2 separate regions of the Homo sapiens genome follow, and region 1 is linked to region 2. Evidence: read pairs that join two places in POLR2A ChIA-PET (ENCODE). Cell type or tissue: PC-9. All regions are shown on one strand. Each heading gives the region's core, and the rest is flanking DNA. Links, peaks and the distances in the headings are about the cores only.

Region 1 (8,226 bases), core at 1,387-6,386, 350 kb after region 2:
AGCAACGCCCCCTGCTCCACAGCGCCCAGTCCCATCGACCACCCAAGGGCTGAGGAGTGCGGGCGCACGGCTGGGACTGGCAGGCAGCTCCACCTGCGGCACCAGTATGAGTGGGATCCACTGGGTGAAGCCAACTGGGCTCCTGAGTCTGGTGGGGACTTGGAGAACATTTATGTCTAGCTAAGGGATTGTAAATACACCAATCGGCACTCTGTATCTAGCTCAAGGTTTGTAAACACACCAATCAGCACCCTGTGTCTAGCTCAGGGTTTGTGAATGCACCAATTGACACTCTGTATCTAGCTACTCTGGTGGGGACTTGGAGAACCTTCGTGTGGACACTCTGTATCTAGCTAATCTAGTGGGGAGGTGGAGAACTTTTGTGTCTAGCTCAGAGATTGTAAAGGCACCAATCAGCACCCTGTCAAAACGGACCAAGCAGCTTTCTGTAAAATGGACCAATCGGCTCTCTGTAAAATGGACCAATCAGCAGGATGTGGGTGGGGCCAGATAAGAGAATAAAACCAGGCTGCCCGGGCCCACAGTGGCAACTGGCTCGGGTCTTCTTCCATGGTGTGGGTTCCTTGTTCTTTTGCTTTTTGCAATACGTCTTGCTGTTACTCACTCTGGGTCCACACTGCCTTTATGAGCTGTAACACTCACCGCAAAAGTCTGTAGCTTCACTCCTGAAGCCAGTGAGACCACGAACCCAGCAGGAGGAATGAACAACTCCAGAGGCGCTGCCTTAAAAGCTGTAACACTCACTGCGAAGGTCTGCAGCTTCACTCTTGATCCAGCGAGACCACGAACCCACCAAAAGGAAGAAACTCCGAACACATCCGAATGTCAGAAGGAACAAACTCCGGACACGCCACTTTTAAAAACTAACACTCACCGTGAGGGTCCACGGCTTCATTCTTGAAGTCAGTGAGCAAAGAACCCACCAATTCCGGGCACACCACCGCTACATCTACCATATGCTGTTGGTCACACAGACCATCCCTGATACAGTGTGGGAGGGAACCCCACAATGCAGGCAGCTGGGAATACCAGGAGGCAGGGTTCACTGGGAACCATTTGGAGGCTGGCTACAACATTCTTTAAAAAAAAATTTTACTTAGACCAAACTGATATCAACCAACGTGTTTTTGGCCCAATGGCCTTCAGTTAGATCACAGATGGTTATGTGGAACCTGAATGGAGACATTCAGGTCCAACAGTGTCAGTTTCTGGTGAGGGCTGTCTTCCTCGTTTTCAGATGACTGCCTTCTCCCTTTCTTGCTGTGTCCTCACAAAGTAGAAGAAGAGATGGGAGAGAGAGAAGGAAGGGGGGTGGGGAGAAAAGGGAGGGGGAAATTTGACACAGAAGAAGGAGGTGACAATGTAACACTAGCAAGACGAGAGGGGAAGGAGCTATGAAATAAGGAATCCAAGAAAAACAGCTTTAGAAATTGAGAAAGGCAAGGAAATGTCTTCTCTCCTGGAGCCTCAGAAAGGAGCAGGGCCCTGCTGATGCCTTGAATTTGGCCCAGTGAAACTGATTTCACACTTCTGACTTCTAGAACTGCAAGAGATTGGTTGTGTGTGGGGGGTGGGGGGGAGGGGTTGGTTTTTGGTTTTTGTTTTTGAGTCAAGAGTATCACTCTGTTGCCTAGGCTGGAGTGCAGTGGCTCGATCTTGGCTCACTGCAACCTCTGCCTCCCGGGTTCAGGCAATTCTCCTGACTCAGCCTCCTGAGTAGCTGGGACTACAGGCGTGCACCACCACGCCTGGCTAATTTTTGTATTTTTAGTAGAGATGAGGTTTCCCCATGTTGGCCTGGCTGGTCTCAAACTTCTGGCCCCAAGTGATCCACCTGCCTCCACCTCCCAAAGTGCTGGGATTGCAGGTGTGAGCCACTGCACCTTTCCTTGGACGTGTGTGTTTTGAACTGGAAATTTGTAGCAATTGTTACAGCAACAATAGCAAAGGAATACCCTGCATCATATCCATTTGGTACCATCAGGAGAGTTTAGAGCAGGAAAGAAAGCACACCTGTGGTCCCAGAGCTGCATGTACTAGAGGTTTCAGGCTCACAGAAGATGATGTTAAGGGGAGCAGATACTTTTTGCAGGGTAATGAGTTGCACTGATTTCCAGCATGCTCAGGTGAGGCCTAGTGGAGTCAGACCTCCCGGGGTAGAATCCACCACTCACTGGCCATGTAACCTTGAGCAAATTCTGCAACCCCATCGTCTCAACGCTGGCTACATATTAGAATCACCTGGAGCACCTCAAATTATACCCATGGCTAAGGCCTACCCTGAGAATTCAAGTTGGCCTCAGGAGAGGGGCTTAGGCACCAGTACTTTTTATTTTAATCTTGTTTTTAATGGACCTTCAAGAATCAGACCAGAATCAGTACTTATTAATATAAGGCCCCAGATGATTCTAATATGTAGCCAGCACCAAGCACCACCCCTATCTCTCTAAATCTGTTTCCTCCTCTAAAATAGAAATCAGTGTTAGGTTACCCCACGTGGGTGTGATGAGCCTCAAGTAAGGTAATCCCTGTAAAGTGAGTAGGACATAGTAAACCACCAATTCATTACTGTGACTCACGACTGACTCCCTGTGGATGTGCAGTGGTCCTTTTCCCTCTTGGGTCTCAGTATCCCCACCTGTACCTGGATCATCTTTCAGTGCCTCCTGCTATATCCCCTCTTATGAATAGAAAGATTCAGTAGATCACTTACTCAGTGACCTTTTCAGGTGCACTAAAACCAAGCATTTCACACCTTAGGGAGACACAAGGCAGGATCTAATCAGAACTCTGCATCCCTCGGGCTTGGTTTAGGGATTCTAGTGCCACATTCAAAGCACAGAACAGGCGCCTGGGCCAATGTCACCTTGGTAAGTGTCTGCCTCCCAGCGTGCCTTAAGGTTGCAGGAAATTGCCTATTTACACGTATTCTGCTCTGACAGGCACACCAGAATTTTAAAATCCTCCTTCAGGTTTCTCACAGATAAGATGGGGAACTTTGTTTACTATGGATTCCAGGGCTTCCTGAAGAGGAGGCCTTTGAGTTTTCGAAAATAATTGCTTTTCCTCTCCTGTGCTCTCCAGGGGTGGTCTTTGGCCGGAGGAAGAAATGGCTTTGTTGCTCAGGAGAGCTTTGGGAATGGAACTCAGGGGCTTCCAAAGAGCAGCAATCAGGAAAACAAGCAGGGAGGATCCAGGTTTTGCAAGGCCTGAAGCCTGCACACTAGGGAGCCCCATGCTCTGTGAAGGAGAGAACAGTGATAAGAAGAAGATAATGATTCAGCAGCTTTGCAAACATTGTTTGGTGAATAAACAGCCCCGTTCAGTGCACCGGTTTCTTCCTCCCATCATGGGACAGGTGGAATGTGATCTGAGATGCCAGCCTTGGTCAGCTGGAGGGTTGTTCAGCTGCCTCGTGACTCCTCCTCGGTAAGAGTGAAAGAGCCTTTCATTCCCTAAATAAACATGTCTATTAGAGGCATTGATCTGTCCCCAGCAGGCAGTAATTGCACCTCAAATGCCACAGATGCACAGCCTGGGGTTCTACTCCACCCCGCCCTGCCCTGCCCTGCCAGTCTCCCTGCCTGGCCTGGGACGGACCCTGACCCTCCTTGGGGTTCAGGCTCTTCTTCTGTACAGAGTCACAAGGCTGTTAATTCATATTCTTCCCATCACAGGGATGAACCCCTCTGGCTCAGTCATAAATGATAATATAAGACTCGTTTTCCATGGAAAAGCCCTAGTACAGCCATACGGGTACTTTAATACAAAATGCTCACCTACCAGTTTGTAAGCAGCCCCTCTCTGAGCCCCTAGGTGCCACCTCCACTCTGTCCTCACGGCCCTTGGCCTGGGACCCCCTGAACTTCCGCATGACTCACCATGGCCAACCAGATCACAAGGGTTAGGGTTAGGGTGAGCACAGAATTACAGCCAGGCTTTGTGCCCATGCTCCATTCCTCAGTATATCAAATCTCACCCCTGGGCCTGGGCTGGGGCCCCTGCACAGGCTCCAGCCCTTCTTAGCCTAGAGAGAGGCTTCTTGAGGAGATTCTCCCATCCTTTAACAGCAGAATCCAGCCTGCCTGGATTCACTGAACAGGAGTGCAGCTGGGAGTGGAGCCATTTCTGAGCCGGTGAGCCCTGATCTGTCTGCTTCTACCTTCATTTCTAACAGGTATTTCTGGCCCAAGAAGTTGGGCCTGGGAGGACAGACCCAGCCCAACCATCCTCCTGTGAAGGACCCTTCGTGACGGGGTGGAGGCCACACTCTCTGGCTCCTGCTCCTGATCACTTTCCTTCCCGTTCCTCATGAACATGTCCAGGCATCAGCCCAGGGGCAGATCTAGGAAAGCCTGGAGCCACCGGGCCCCTTGGAGCTTCCTCAGGGGCCACCAGAGGGTGGGGGCCCGGTAAGCAGCTCCCTTGCACCTGGCTTAGTCTGTAATCTAGTGCAATCCCTTCACCGTGAGGATAATTGGGCCCAGAGGGCTCATGGTGAGTCAGACAGCCTGGGGTCCAGTCCCCAGCTGGGGGCTTTGCCCACAGCACCTTGTGCCCTCTCTCCTTTGTGGGTCTATCCTCGTCCTCACACACGTTGTCTCTCTGTTCCAGGGAAGGAGTATTCCATGGCCCATAATCCGTGTGAACAGATAGACAACGGGAAGCATCTTTGTTATTCCAACACTGGGGCAATTTCTTTCACCAACCCGTAGCAGAGGCCTTAATGAGGCTTCAGTCTAGCTGAAAAGGTTGTCCAAACCCCACACGTAGCACCAGGTGAGCCATAACTAAGACTGGACTATATGTGGGCTCTCACTTTGGACCCTATCCAGACCTTCCCACTCACTCCCTGTGGGATCTACAGAAGTCTTTCCCTTCTCTGGACCTTAGTCTCCTCATCTATACAATGGTGATGTTGGACCAGAAATTCTAAGGACCCCCTTTCTCCTGATCTGTTCCTGATTCTATAAGGCCAGGGGTGGGAACAACCATCCTGGAATCCTCTCAGGAAAAAGCTGCTCAGGCAGGGTGCAGTGGCTCACGCACTTTGGGAGGCTGAGGCGGGCAGATCATTTGAGGTCAGGAGTTTGAAACCAGCCTGGCCAACATGGCGAAACCCCGTCTCTACTAAAAATACAAAAATTAGCTGGGCATGGTGGCATGCATGTGTAATCCCAGCTACTTGGGAGGCTGAGGCACGAGAACACTTGAACCCAGGAGGCGGAGGCCACAGTGAACCGAGATGGTGCCACTTCACTCCAGCCTGGGTGACAGAGCAACACTCTGTCTCAAAAATAAAAAAGAAAGGGCTGCTCTTCCTTGATGACTCACTGAGGTACACCTATGGTGGGACCTTTAGAATCAGATTTGGAGAGGGGAGACAGTGCAAAGTCAGTCACCTCCACTAGCTTGCCTAGTGCTTTTAAGAGTGTGGCATTCCAATCCATCACATTCCTGGAAAATAGTCAACCCTCTGCAAAAATAATTTGTGCATTTTACCTTCAGCTACTGCACGTTGGTTCTTCTCTCCAAACCATAAATGTCAAGCACTGTGGAAGGTTTTCTTTTTATTACTTTTTATTTTTGAGGGGGTAAATACCTTGCAACAGGACCACTTTGGTGAGTTCTGATGCCAGTCACAGCTTAGAAAGTGTCAAGGTAGTCATGCTGGATAGAATCTAGACACAACACATTTGCAGGCGAAGTCACTTTCTGGAAATAACCATGACGGAGTCAAAGACTCCTCAGAAACCACTTAGGCCAGTGCTTCCCAAATATGGTTATATATCAGAAGCATATGAGAAACTTGGCCAGGTGCAGTGGCTCATGCCTGTAATTCCAGCACTTTGGGAGGCTGAGCGGGGTGAATCACTTGAGGTCAGGAATTTGAGACCAGCCTGGTCAACATGGTGAAACCCCGTCTCTACTAAAAATACAAAAATTAGCCGGGCGTGGTGGCATGCGCCTGTAGTCCCAGCTACTCAGGAGGCTGAGGCAGGAGAATTGCTTGAATTGGGGAGGCAGGGGTTGCTCTTCCTTGACGACTCACTGAGGCACACCTATGGGGGGACCTTTAGAATCAGATTATCAGATTTGGAGAGGGGAGACAGTGCAAAGTCAGTCACCTCCACTAGCTTGCCTAGTGCTTTTATGAGTGTGGAATTCCAAGCCAAGCTTTGCAATTGCAGATGCACCACTTACCAGTGAGTAATTTTCTCTTTCTGAACCTCAGTGTCCTTATCTGTCAACCAGAGCCAGTAATCTTTTCCTCATAGCAGAGTTGGAGGGGTCTGTGACAGAACCTCCTAGTTAGCCCCCAGTGTCTCTCTTCCCACCAAGCCACAGAAATGAAAGCCCCAATATTCTGACCACCCTAAAGACTCTATTTCCCAGCATGCCTTGCAGATAGTTGTACCATGTAGGTAAGTTCTGGCCAATGGGATATAAATGGAGTTGTTTGGGGGTTAGCTTTGGGGAGCCTTCCTCTAAAGCCAGAGGCATGCACACTTTGCCCTTTTGTCTTCTTCATTCCCACCCGCCTTCTGATCCCTAGAATGTAGATGTGGTGGCTGCCATTTGGGATCATGAAGACAGTTTCCCCTGCTAGGGGTGACCAGTGGGAATTGGAAGGGGTCCACCTCCTTGAGCATCATTGAGCCACCTCCCTCACCTGCTTCCCTCTGGGCTTCCTTTACTTTTTTAGAGAAATCAACTCCCATCTTATGTAAGCCATTTTTATACGAGTCTCTGTTACTCAGAGCTGAACTTACTCCTCACTCACTGCCATAGGATCTGAGGAAATCAAGTGGTTCTCATCTAACCAAGTCACCCTTATGCCTTAAATCCCTCTGATACTGACAGGAGGCAGCCAAATGCCTAGGCAGATAGGAGTGGTCCCCAGTGAAATCCCACCTCCAAGCCAAAGACAGTTCAAAGCCTAAAAGCCAAGCTACAAGTTAGATCCTTGGACCAGACTGAGAACCTGTCTTCCCATTTGGCACACCTTCCTCTGACTGATCACACCCTTCACCTATTTTACACAAGCCTACCCTTTTCTAATTGGTTTTCTACACTCTCATGCCCTCCTTTGGGTGGTGTCTTCGCTTTAACCTTTTTTGCATGCTCACAAACCAATTAACACGCATTCCCCATTCTGAGTCCATAAAAAGCCCCAGACCCAGCCACACTGAGGAGAGAAACCACCCAGCTGCAGGGCTGGGGGACCAATTCCCACATCCCCTCTCTGCTGACAGCTGTTCTATTGTTCAATAAAATTCTTCTCTGCCCATCCTCACCCTTCTACTGTCAGCATGTCCTCATTCTTCTTGGATGTGAGACAAGAGCTCAAGAACTGCTGAACACAGGTACAAGCTATAACACAGGTGGGACAAGTGGGTAGGGTGTCTCTAACGGCAGGCCTGGGACCCAGAGAGGCCCAGGCAAGGGGGACATCGCTGACCAGAGGTCCCAGCTGGCAAAGTGACTGAGAAGCATCCTGTGTCACTTCTGTGCCTCCTCAGGATACATCCAAACTCCTTAGCAAGGCACTTCAGGCCTTTCATGATCTTGGCATGATCTATGGCTCCAGACTTGGCTCTCAATGGCCCCCACTTATCCCATCACAGCCCAGGCACCAGCCAGGAGGAGGTTCTTACTGCACCCAAAGCCACAGGGCTCCCTCTCATTTCTGACCTTTGGCACATGCAGCTCTGTCTTCCAGAAATGCTGTTTCTCCCCTTGATTCAGCTTTCAAGAATCAGGTCAAGCATCAGCTCCTCCAAGAAGCCTCCCCTGACCTTCCCAGGCTTTGTGTAGTTGTTTTGTCCCATTTCCTGTTTCTCTGCTCTCTTGGCACCACTCTCTGGGTTCTCTTTCTCACACTGTGTGAGGGAAACATGCCAGTCTCCATGTCTGTCTGCCTCCCCAGTCTGTGAGTTGCCAGAGGACAGGTATGATGTCTTATTTGTCTCCACACGGCAGGGCCTGGCATAGGTGGGTCAGCAGTAACAGGAGCTGAGTGAAAGAAGGAATGATGAGTGGCAGATGCTTGCTGATGTGGACACTGCTGGGCCTGACAAGGGACTGTGCTGGGGAAACTGTCTTTGAACCAGAAAGAACTAGCTAGAGACAGAGAGGCAAAGTGGAAAGCAAGGGTAATCAGCGCTCACTGCAGCTCCCATACTCTGGTCACCTAGGCATCAG
Region 2 (5,000 bases), core at 1-5,000:
TGCTTTCCTAAGATAAAAGTGAGCACCCCATCACCTCTATGGGTGCCCCATGATCATGCCCATTTATCAGGGATAACACCAGTGACTGGGGCCAGCCAATTCGGGGAGGGGGCCCTTCCAACCCACAGATCCCAGAAAAATGTACTCCTTGGAGACATTTAAACCAATACCCCAGCTGGTGCGGTGGCTCATGCTGGTAGAATTTGGGAAGATCACTTGAGCCCGCGAGTTCGAGACCAGCCTGGACAATATAGGGAGACCCTGCCTCCACAAAAAATAAAAATTAAAATTAATCCAATGCCCTAGTTGACCAATCATTTCGGAAGGGCTTGGAGAGGGTCCACCTGAGTGGTCTCGTTACACTCCCCCTCCCCATATTTTTGTTATGCCCATCCTCTGATCAGTGGGCAACAGGATAAAACAGGTGGTCCCGAGTTTCCCATCTATCCTGGGTCCCACAACTAGAGCTGTTGCAGCCCCAGCCTCTCCATAACTCTCAGTCTTATGGACTGGCTCACGCAGGCCTGCTTGGTGAGTAAGGCAGGAAAGGCCCTCAAAGCTGTCCACAGCCTTTCCTACCCAGGAAAAAACTGCTGTAAAATCCTGACACCCCCCCAGCACCACCTCCTGGATTTAAGAAGGGGGAGGTGGCTTGGGTTTTAAAAAGAAAATTGGATTCCCATTCATGAATTACCCACACCGAGGGCACTTAACAGGTGAAACGGGTTCTGCCATTGATGAATGAGCTCGGGTAATAACGGGGCTCACCCTTCGCCATTAAAAATATTAACCTCATTCCTGGCCCAGCGATGTCATAAACCCAGGGCCCCTGAAGCTCTCTCTCATGGCCACACTTCCCATCTGCCTGGTGAGGGAGTTCAATGTGCACCTCTCACCCTGCGGGCAAGCCCTTTGGGAAGTGTACTAACGCCCCTCATAAAACCAACTGCAGGTAGACAGGAGGAAGAAATAATGTAATAACTTGCCACCTGTATGCAAGAATTCAGAGGCCTCCACTGCCTGGGACCTTTACTAAAGTGATGCAGTGCTCATGTGGTCTAACACAGCTTCCCACAGCCAACCTGACCACAGGCTGCAAGGACAGTGATAATGATGTTATGATCCACCATGAGAGAGGAGACTGTCTCCCTCTACTCTGTACAACCAAAGGACCAATGGAGAATCACGTCCAGCTCTTTGGGAGGTCCCCTGTGGCAGGGAGCTCACTACCTCCCCAAATACTCTGTTATACTTTGAATAGCTCTGTCTGATCATTCTTCCTGAAATTGAGTTGAAATCTTTTTGAGAACTTCTACTGGTTGGTTCTCATTCTGTCCTCTGATCCCACAGAACACGCCTGCATCCTGTGCCAGGGGTTGACCACTGTCTTGCATGCCCCCAACAGATACCCCTGAATCTTCTCTAGTACTTCATGTTTTTGGTTTGTTCATTTGTTTGTTTTATTGAGACGCAGTCTCGCTCTGCCACCCAGGCTGGAGTGCAGTGGTGCGATCTCAGCTCACTGCAACCTCTGCCTCCCGGGTTCAAGTGATTCTCCTGCCTCAGCCTCCAGAGTAGCTGGGATTACAGGTGTGCACCACCATGCCTGGCTATTTTTTGTATTTTTAGCAGAGATGGTGTTTCACCATGTTGGTCAGGCTGGTCTAGAACTCCTGGCCTCAGGTGATCTGCCCACCTCGGCCTCCCAAAGTGCTGGGATTACAGGCATGAGCCACCCCATCCGGCCTGGGCCTTGTACTTTAATTAAGGAGCGGTCACCAGGATGATAAAGAGCCCAGACTCTCCCCCACGTCTCATGGGCATAATTGAAGGGACCGAGGGGTATCTACTAGAGAAGATTCAGGGGTATCTGTTGGGGGCATGCAAGACAGTGGTCAACCCCTGGCACAGGATGCAGGCGTGTTCTGTGGGATCAGAGAACAGAATGAGAACCAACCAGTAGAAGTTCTCAAAAAGATTTCAACTCAATTTCAGGAAGAATGATCAGACAGAGCTATTCAAAGTATAACAGAGTATTTGGGGAGGTAGTGAGCTCCCTGTCACAGGGGACCTCCAAGCAGAAGCGGGTTGAGCACTTGGCAAGGAGGACCTAGACTGAGATCCTTTGCCACTAGAAACTCTATAGTCCTCCTGAGATTTTTATGGTACCCTGAAGCATAGGACTGGGGATAGGGGAGCCAGTGTTGAAGGGGTTGCTCCAACCTTATAAAACTGCATCCCTCCCTCTCACTTTCACAGGCTGCTCAGTGAGAGAGGTTCTCCACCTCTTTCCCCAGTGGCATGTGAAAGGTTGGGTGCCATGGGAGAAGCACAGAATCACATCCTGAAGTTCAGCAATGCCCACGGTGGGGTAGGTCTTGGGGACAGAAGGACAAAGCTCAGTCAGTGTCTACCTTCCATGAGTGGATAATCTAGGGAGAGGTCAGCAACCCTCTCCTGTAAATTACCATATAGAAAATATTTTAGGTTCCTGAGGGTCATACAGTACTCCTGGTTTAGTCCAGTGATTCTCAACATAGCTGCACATCAGAAAAACTCCTGGGGAGCTTTTACAATGCACCATGCCTAAGTTTGGCCCCCAGAAATTCTGATTTAAGTGGCCCAAGGTGGGGCCTGGGATTAGTATTTCTAAAAGCTCCCCTAGGAGCTTGGATACAATCCATCCAAGACTGAGAATCACTCTCTGGTCTCCAGCAGAAACAGGCGCGTGCAAAACCTCAGCATTATCCCCAGTGATTTCCCAAACCCAGCGAGGGGAAGTGACTCGCTCAAGGTCATACAGTGAGTCAAGAGGCAAAGAATCTGAGCCCAAGATCTTCTCCCTGCAGCACCCAGGCACAGACAGGCCCAAACTCCTGTTCCAGAGCTTGGGATACCAGGCCTTCTTGCTCAAGCCCTGCTGCCCCATAAGGTGAAGACCCCAGAGAAACACCAGCCACATTCGCCCCGACCCACTCTAACGCATGGGGCACTGCCCTCTCTCCAGACCAAACCTCAACGAGGTAGAACTAACAGGGGAATGAATTTCTAAAACAGCCACATTTTAACCAAAATTGCTAACAGTTTATTAGCATCTGGGAGGAACAAAAGTTAGGGCTGTAAAAACTGTATTTCTTCAGTCCTAACAAGCGCAGCCACAGCAAACTCTTTACCAATGACACCACTAAAGACTTGCCAAAACGTGCCGCCTGCCTAGAGCTCTGCCCACGCAGGACTTGGGCACAAGGAACCCCCAGAGCCCTTGGGAATGTTGCAAGAGCTTGGCTGAGGCTGGGTGGCCACTGGCGGCGATGATCTCAACGTCTACAGAGCAAATGAGCTCCGAAAGACAGGGCAGACCCAGGCATCCCCCGCCTAGCAGGAGCTCTGCTAGTGGAGATAACTGGAGAGTCTCTGAGCCCCAGACTCTCTGGGGTTCTCTCCATTGAGCCACAGGACAGTGAGGGACTTGAGAGAGCAAGGATGGGAGAAGCTGAATAATAATACAAGAAATACTGAGAGCAGCTACCAGGGACTATGCTCAGTTCTTTTAATACAACATCCCTATGGATTTGATTCTCATATTGTCCCCATTTTACAGATGAAAAAAACCAAGGCATGGGGTGGCTGGATAACATGTCCAAGGTCACCAAAGCAGTTAAGTTGCAGAGCCCTGACTCAAACTCGGGTGCTGTCTCTTAATCTTATGCTCAACAGACTTAGAAGTGACTCTACTATGAAACTCCTCCCTGCAGAGACAGCAAAATAGACCCAGAGAGAGCAAGGGACTGGTGCAGGACCCCGCAGCACGGGAGCTGGGGTAAAAGCAGTTCTGTGTACTGCCCTGTAGACAGCCTGGCTTTGGGCCCTACTAGGCTGACACAACTCCCTCTTTTCCCGGAGAAGAATCCTGCGATCTCCTTATGACACAACAGTGGGCTCAAACAAGAGAACTGGAGAAAGAGATGGCACACAGGGCTCTTGTCTGTAGTCTGTGTAAAGTACCAATTGCTGGAGTACTCCGTGTCATTTGGAAACTTCCTATCTTACCTCCATATAGGCCCATGGTCAACAGGGCTGTGAGCTTGTTTCCGACACCTGCCCCCACCACTGCCCGCTCCAGTCACACGCAGAGTCACCAGCCCCCAACTTCCCCAGGGGGTCTTCACTCATACTGTGCCCTTCTCTCTTCTCTGATCACTGCATGTTCAAATTCTATCTAACCTCCAATGCTCGGCACATGAGAACATGAGCTCTAGAGTGAAATGTGGGTTGAAATCCACACTGTGTCACCTTGAGAAGTTTGCTCAACCTCTCTGGGCCTCAGTTTCTTCACTATAAAGTGGGGATAGTAACAGAACCCACCTCAGTGCTTGGCAACAGGAGGGGCTCAACTGTGTGTCATTATCATCGATTCAGCCCCCATGTACCATTCTGAGAACCCCACCTCCGCTAGAAGTGAGCCTCTCTCCTCTGAGCCCTGAAGTTCTGTCTGCTCCTCCATTCAGCCTCCCTGGGCTGACCTTGGGGCAGATCCTGTGCTGGGCTCTGGAACATAGAGCAGAAGGAGTGGTCCTTCCTGCAGGAGACACAGGCTCATTGGGGGATAGCCACAGGCTCACAAATAGGCATGACACAAGGTGGCTGGGCTAGAAGAGGAGCTAAAAAGTGACATTTCACATTCTGTCACACTCTAACAAGATTTTTTTTAAAATCTGGCTCTCTTCCTACTGACTAAAAGTGGTTTAACTAACTCCTAACACATTGTCTAAGAGTTTTTAAAAGTCAGGCCAAACTCTATTTGGAGAACTCCAAACAGCACCCAGAATCTTCCCCTAACCCTGCTTTATAGCTTGGGTCTGGCTGTCCGGCTCTGCCCTCCCCATCCTACGCCCCATGCATGTGTGCCCCAGCCCAGCCATTCCATGCAGGCCAGAGCTCAGCAGCACACAACAGGCTGGGCGCACAGGCACCAGGCGTGGTCAGGTCAGGCGTGGGGG

The links. Peaks named below come from ENCODE experiments on the same cell type or tissue, not always from the same donor. Only the 100,000 strongest peaks of a DNase experiment are listed, where the experiment ranks them.
Region 1: POLR2A ChIA-PET joins it to region 2 with 8 read pairs; 1 of 35 experiments calls an interaction of 5 or more read pairs at or near these places.

The regions. Positions count from the first base shown.
Region 1 is chr9:38,377,855-38,386,080 of GRCh38, forward strand. It overlaps LOC107987065 (a long non-coding RNA gene), which reads left to right. Exons shown (of 3, transcript XR_001746670.2): 3 at 3,106-3,351. Among named protein-coding and RNA genes, the nearest start is that of ALDH1B1, 11 kb to the right of the region's middle. RefSeq lists an enhancer at 2,949-3,897. In PC-9, for the core only: no CTCF peak of the experiment used is centred there; DNase peaks (open chromatin) are centred at 3,397 and 5,767; H3K27ac peaks cover 2,870 bases.
Region 2 is chr9:38,033,250-38,038,249 of GRCh38, forward strand. All of the region lies in intron 1 of SHB (SH2 domain containing adaptor protein B), which reads right to left. Among named protein-coding and RNA genes, the nearest start is that of SHB, 33 kb to the right of the region's middle. RefSeq lists an enhancer at 4,565-5,000. In PC-9, for the core only: no CTCF peak of the experiment used is centred there; a DNase peak (open chromatin) is centred at 2,772; H3K27ac peaks cover 4,179 bases.